Regions from separate parts of the Homo sapiens genome. Here region 2 is linked to region 1. Evidence: chromatin loops called from intact Hi-C (ENCODE). Cell type or tissue: OCI-LY7. All regions are shown on one strand. Each heading gives the region's core, and the rest is flanking DNA. Links, peaks and the distances in the headings are about the cores only.

Region 1 (2,921 bases), core at 92-2,591:
CCATGGCCAGCATGTCACCATCCTGCTGGTCAGTCTTCCCCGTCTGTGAACACTGGATTAGTTTTCATAAAGTATTGATTTGTTACTTTCCTGCCCAGAATCCTCCTGTGGACTTCCCATTGTCTAGTGAAGTTAACATGTAACAAAGAGCTCACACTCGTGGCTGTGCTCCGGCTGTCAGCCCCTCATACACAGTGTCCTCCCCCATGTGTTTGCTGTCCTCCTCCTAGGCCTGCTCACCAGGTTTCCCTGGCTGAAGTCCCCATGAAGGCTTCATCCTCACGCCACATTGCGAAGCTTTTATCAGTCCCCCAGGTGGAATTTTGTATTCATCCGAACGTATTTTACTTATTTCAGTCATGTGGCATTCTTCTTTACCTTTTGTTGATGATGATGCTGTTATTGTTGTGTTGCTTATCTAACTTCTAGGCTTACAAAGGATCAAGAACGTGGATCATGTTTTTTAATGCATATTAGTTTTGGACTCAGTAAAAGTATTGAGTGAATGTATGACAAATCATGATAATGCTAGCTATCATCAAGTTTGATATCTTCAGAAGGAAGGTTGCTAGTAGAGAATCCATGTGAATAGTTTTAATGTATCCTTATGAAGGGTGCTTTTGAAATTTTGCTGACAAATAGTATATGTTCAGTTTCACCAGCATAGACATTGCCGCTTTTATCTAACATATGATTACAGTGTAGCTCCTCTTTCCCCGGGAGCAGCTCCCAGGGAACCCCTCAATATTGAATATGCAACTAAAGTAAACCTGCTCAGTTTTTCCCTTGTAACTTCCATGTTTGTTCTCAGAGGTGCTCCACTAGGACAGGATATAAAGTAGACATGTTCCATTTTTCAAAAGAGAGACCATGAAATAAACCCACCAACAAAATCTATAAATCATCAAAGCCTATGTTCTTTCCAGTTGGTTTCTTATTTATTTATTATTATTATTATTTTTTGAGACAGAGTTTCACTCTTGTTTCCCAGGCTGGAGTGCAATTGGGCAATCTTGGCTCACCGCAACCTCCGCCTCCCGGGTTCAAGCGATTCTTCTGCCTCAGCCTCCTGAGTAGCTGGGATTACAGGCATGTGCCACCACGCCCAGCTAATTTTGTATTTTTGGTAGAGACGGGGTTTCTCCATGTTGGTCAGGCTGGTCTCGAACTCCCGACCTCAGGTGATCCACCTGCCTCAGCCTCCCAAAGTTCTGGGATTATAGGCGTGAGCCACTGCACCCGGCCTTAATTTTTAAGGTCTCATACAAATATAACTTATAAGTTTAAATGTAATAGAAATGTTTATTTTTAACATTATTTAATAACACAGAAATTTCATAGAATTTTTCAAGAGTTCAGATTATTGTACATTTCATTGTTACCACAGAATGATGAAGTGATATGCCTGGCAGATCATTGAAGTTGGCATGAACTCAGTTTTGATTTTTCCAGAGGTTTTATCAGTAGATAAAATCTTCAAAGTAGTTAATTTTATCACATTTTTTTTTTCAAAGTAAAAGTTTTGAAGACAATTTTGGAACTGTAATGTGATTTCAAAATCTTGTTCATCTTTTTTGTTATTCCACTTGTTACCATTAGGTGGTGATAAATGGCCATATCAAACAAAATAAGCAAAGAGAAATCTGGACTGTAAGGAAATGGGAGTCTCCTAAAACTTTTTTCCATGAAATTTGAATTTTCTATATTGAAATTCTGGGGATATTGATATATACTCAATTTTTTCAGCATCTTATCAAGCATGCCTCTACATCATCTATGTTTATCTTTAAAAAGTATATTAGTATTGTGGCTTAATCATTTTTTAGGAGCATAGAACAGTTTAGAACTTGTTAATTGCTATCTCCTCTCCCAGAAAGATTTGTGTACACTTTCACCTGAAGCCCAACATGAGCCCAGTGCGGAGCCTGTCTAGTTTTTTGGTAACCAGTAACTGAAAATTCATATGCAGAGCCTGTCTAGTTTTTGAGTAACCAATAACTGAAAATTCATCTGCAGAGCCTGTCTAGTTTTTGAGTAGCCAATAACTGAAAATTCAGCCCTTCTCCTCCAGTCAGCCTAATTATGTGGTTTCTAGTTTATATTTAATCTTAGAGCATTTATGGCAACCCCTTTGCTAATACACGTTTTCTCAGGTTATTGTGTATTACAAAGATATGACTGCAAGATTAAACCTAAGCAGATGTGTCCGCACCATCCACGTCCTCATCACTGACCATTTGAAGGCCTGGCAGGAGCAAGGACCATGTGCCACATGGCAGGGACACAGAGTAGAAGAAAGGACCATGCCCTGGGGTTCCAGTCTGCTTCTTAGACTTCACTGTATCATTCTGTAGCAGCTCAAGCACATGCAAAATCAGAACTTTATTCCCCCCTGAGACAGGGTCTCGCTTTGTTGCCCAGGTTGCAGTGGTGTGATCGTAGCTCACTGAAGCCTTACCTCCTGGGCTCAAGTGATCCTGCTGCCTCAGCCCCACATAGGGCTGGGACTGCAGGCGTGTGCTACCACACCCAAAATCAGAACTTTTAAAATGTGCTTCCCCCTTCTGGAGGCTCACTACACTTTTGCAAATAACTGTTTTTTTGTTTTTTGTTTTTTTTTGAGACAGAGTCTCCCTCTGTCTCACAGGCTGGAGTACAGTGGTGCGATCTCGGCTCATTGCAACCTCCGCCTCCTGGGTTCGAGCGATTCTCGTGCCTCAGCCTCTTGAGTAGCTGAGATTATAGGCACGTGCCACCACGCCCAGCTAATTTTTGTATTTTTAGTAGAGATGGGATTTCACCATGTTGGCCAGACTGGTCTCCAACCCCTGACCTCAAGTGATCTGCCCTCCTTGGCCTCCCAAAGTGCTGGGATTACAGGCGTGAGTCACTGCACCTGGCATGTGTTTTTCAATGTTGTT
Region 2 (2,921 bases), core at 330-2,829, 470 kb after region 1:
CTAATAAGGCATGTAGAACGTGATGTACACAATGAAATGAAAGCAGATATAGTATTAAATATATTCATCTGAAGTTTCAAGCTAAACGTTGCAACATAACGAATCTCATTTGTTGAAAGCTGCTTTGGGACTGGCTCCTTCTCCATTGCTTTCAGGAAGATGTTGGAGCCTCAGAATATGTTAGTGCAAAAGGCAGATTCCAGAGGTGGGCCAGATTTGGGGAAACTGCCCCAAGGGTCCTGAGGAAACAGCTCTAGTTACAGTGTGCGTAAGAGCAGGGCATACTTGGGCTTAATTCAGACGAGTGGAAATGTCTAGGAATCCTCTCTTATGTTGGGGGGCGGGGGCTTCATTTGATGAATGTGACAACTGAAGTCACATGACTTGCTCAAAATCATATTCTGACACCTATTAAAATAGTAAAGAAGACTTTACTCAGGACTACTTTGATAGGCATCAAGACGATTGCAACAGGGGAGAGGGATAGGGACTCAACTCCTAATACAGCACAGACAGCTGAGGATTCACAGCCAATGTGCAGTGTGAGGGGTCACTGCATGGAAAATTACTAAGGGGGAATGTCAAAAGTCAGGGACTCTTGCTGAACTGACTTGAAACAATGATCGGCTATCAAGGTGGGGTTGAGGAATCCGATGGGATGTGGAGGTGATCAGATAGCCGGAGTCAGGGGATTCTGTCTGAACTGACTTGGCGGGATGCATGCACCAGCTGGGCTAGGCAGGTCAAAGGCAGGACCCGAAGACAATGCCGTGTCAAAAAGAGGGCGTGGGGGAGCCTGTCTAATGTTTGGTTAAAGAGAAAGTCTATTTTAGTTCCCCCTGTTGTTCATGAAAGAACAGACATTCTTCTGTCTGAACCATCTAAGTCCATTTCTTGTTGGTTGTCTTTTTTGTTCATTAAGGACCAGCTGAACCATCTGTTGAGACTTGGTGATAGAGGATATTTGCTGGATGCTTCAATAAGTCAGACATTTATGAAAAACAAAAAGAAAAACAGGCCGGGCGTGGTGGCTCACGCCTGTAATCCCAGCACTTTGGGAGGCCGAGGTGGGCAGATCACGAGGTCAGGAGATGGAGACCATCCTGGCTAACACGGTGAAACCCCGTCTCTACTAAAAATAGAAAAAGATTAGCCGGGCGTGGTGGCAGGCGCCTGTAGTCCCAGCTACTTGGGAGGCTGAGGCAGGAGAATGGTGTGAACCTGGGAGGTGGAGCTTGCAGTGAGCCGAGATTGCGCCACTGCACTCCAGCCTGGACAACAGAGCAAGACTCCGTCTTGAAAAAAATAAATAAATAAAAAGAAAAACAAAGATGCATGGGTAGAGCAGACTGTAAACTCAGTTTCTGAGTCTAGATGTTGGGCTTACAGTATCTTCGGGTGGCAGAATGAGGATGGCAGTGGCCCTCTAGTGGCTGTCCTGGCTTTCAGTTTGAATGTCCTTGGTGATGGCATAGACATCAGTGTCACGGTCATGGTTATTTCCTGGAGCAGAGTGTGGAAGATACACTGTGCCAAATGGCTGACTTTAATTTGCAAAGAGGTGAAAAATAGCTCAAAGACAGTGAACACATCTAGAAACTGATAACCTACAAGGGTGTGCTGTAGATTGAAGCATAAAATATCTCTCTACAATGATGTCCCCTTTTTGATTCAAGATAACCAAAGTAAGATTGTTTTCATTGACAAAATGTCTGGTTTCATTAGATTTGGCCTGATTATTTACATAAATGCAAAAAATAATAATTGATGACGTGAGGGGTTTTTTTGCCCATTAATTTTTTAAAGTCAGGTTTAATAGGATACAATTTACCTATAATAAAATTCTCCCTTTTTGTAAATTTATTGTGATTTGAAAATACTAAAATTCATGATACGAATTCATGGTAAGAGAAGTGTTTTATGTGGAATTGGCAGTTATTTAGTTGATATTAGGAGAAATAATACTTAATATTAGAACTTTTTTTTATTATACTTTAAGTTTTGGGATACATGTGCAGAACGTGTGGGTTTGTTACATAAGTATACATGTACCATGGTGGTTTGCTGCACCCATCAATCTGTCATCTACATTAGGTATTTCTCCCAATGCTATCCCTCCCCTAATCCCCACCCCCCGACAGGCCCTGGTGTGTGGTGTTTCCCCCCACCGTGTCCATGTGTTTTCATCGTTCAACTCCCACTTACGAGTGAGAACATGTGGTGTTTGGTTTTCTGTTCCTGTGTTAGTTTGCTGAGAATGATGGTTTCCAGCTTCATCCATGTCCCTGCAAAGGACAGGAACTCATCCTTTTTATGGCTGCATAGTATTCCATTGTGTGTATGTGCCATATTTCCTTTATCCAGTCTATCAATGATGGGCATTTGGATTGGTTCCAATCTTTGCTATTGTGAACAGAGCTGCAATAAACATACGTGTGCATGTGTCTTTAGAGTAGAATGATTTATAATCCTTTGGGTATATACCCAGTAACGGGATTGCTGGGTCAAATGGTATTTCTGGACAGTGAGGAATCGCCACACTGTCTTCCACAATGGTTGAACTAATTTACACTCCCACCAACAGTGTAAAAGCTTTCCTATTTCTCCACATCCTCTCCAGCATCTGTTGTTTCCTGACTTTTTAATGATCACCATTCTAACTGGCATGAGACAGTATCTCATTTTGGTTTTGATTTGCATTTCTCTAATGGCTAGTGATGAGCTTTTTTTCAAATGTTTGTTGGCCACATAAATATCTTCTTTTGAGAAGTGTCTGTTCATATCCTTTGTCCACTTTTTAATGGGGTTTTTTTTTTCCTTGTAGATTTGTTTAAGTTCCTTGTAGATTCTGGATATTAGCCCTTTGTCAGATGGATAGATTGCAAAAATTTTCTCCCATTCTGTTCACTCTGATGATAGTT

Evidence for each region. Peaks named below come from ENCODE experiments on the same cell type or tissue, not always from the same donor. Only the 100,000 strongest peaks of a DNase experiment are listed, where the experiment ranks them.
Region 2: it touches region 1 in a loop (8-fold over the local background); 5 of 110 quality-filtered maps call a loop at or near these places.

The regions. Positions count from the first base shown.
Region 1 is chr13:23,870,504-23,873,424 of GRCh38, reverse strand. All of the region lies in intron 5 of MIPEP (mitochondrial intermediate peptidase), which reads left to right. Among named protein-coding and RNA genes, the nearest start is that of PCOTH, 17 kb to the left of the region's middle. In OCI-LY7, for the core only: CTCF peaks have their summits at 1,395 and 1,604; a DNase peak (open chromatin) is centred at 1,594.
Region 2 is chr13:23,405,594-23,408,514 of GRCh38, reverse strand. The region is part of intron 2 of SACS (sacsin molecular chaperone); the gene reads left to right. Among named protein-coding and RNA genes, the nearest start is that of SACS-AS1, 12 kb to the left of the region's middle. In OCI-LY7, for the core only: a CTCF peak has its summit at 1,430 (motif pointing left); a DNase peak (open chromatin) is centred at 1,444.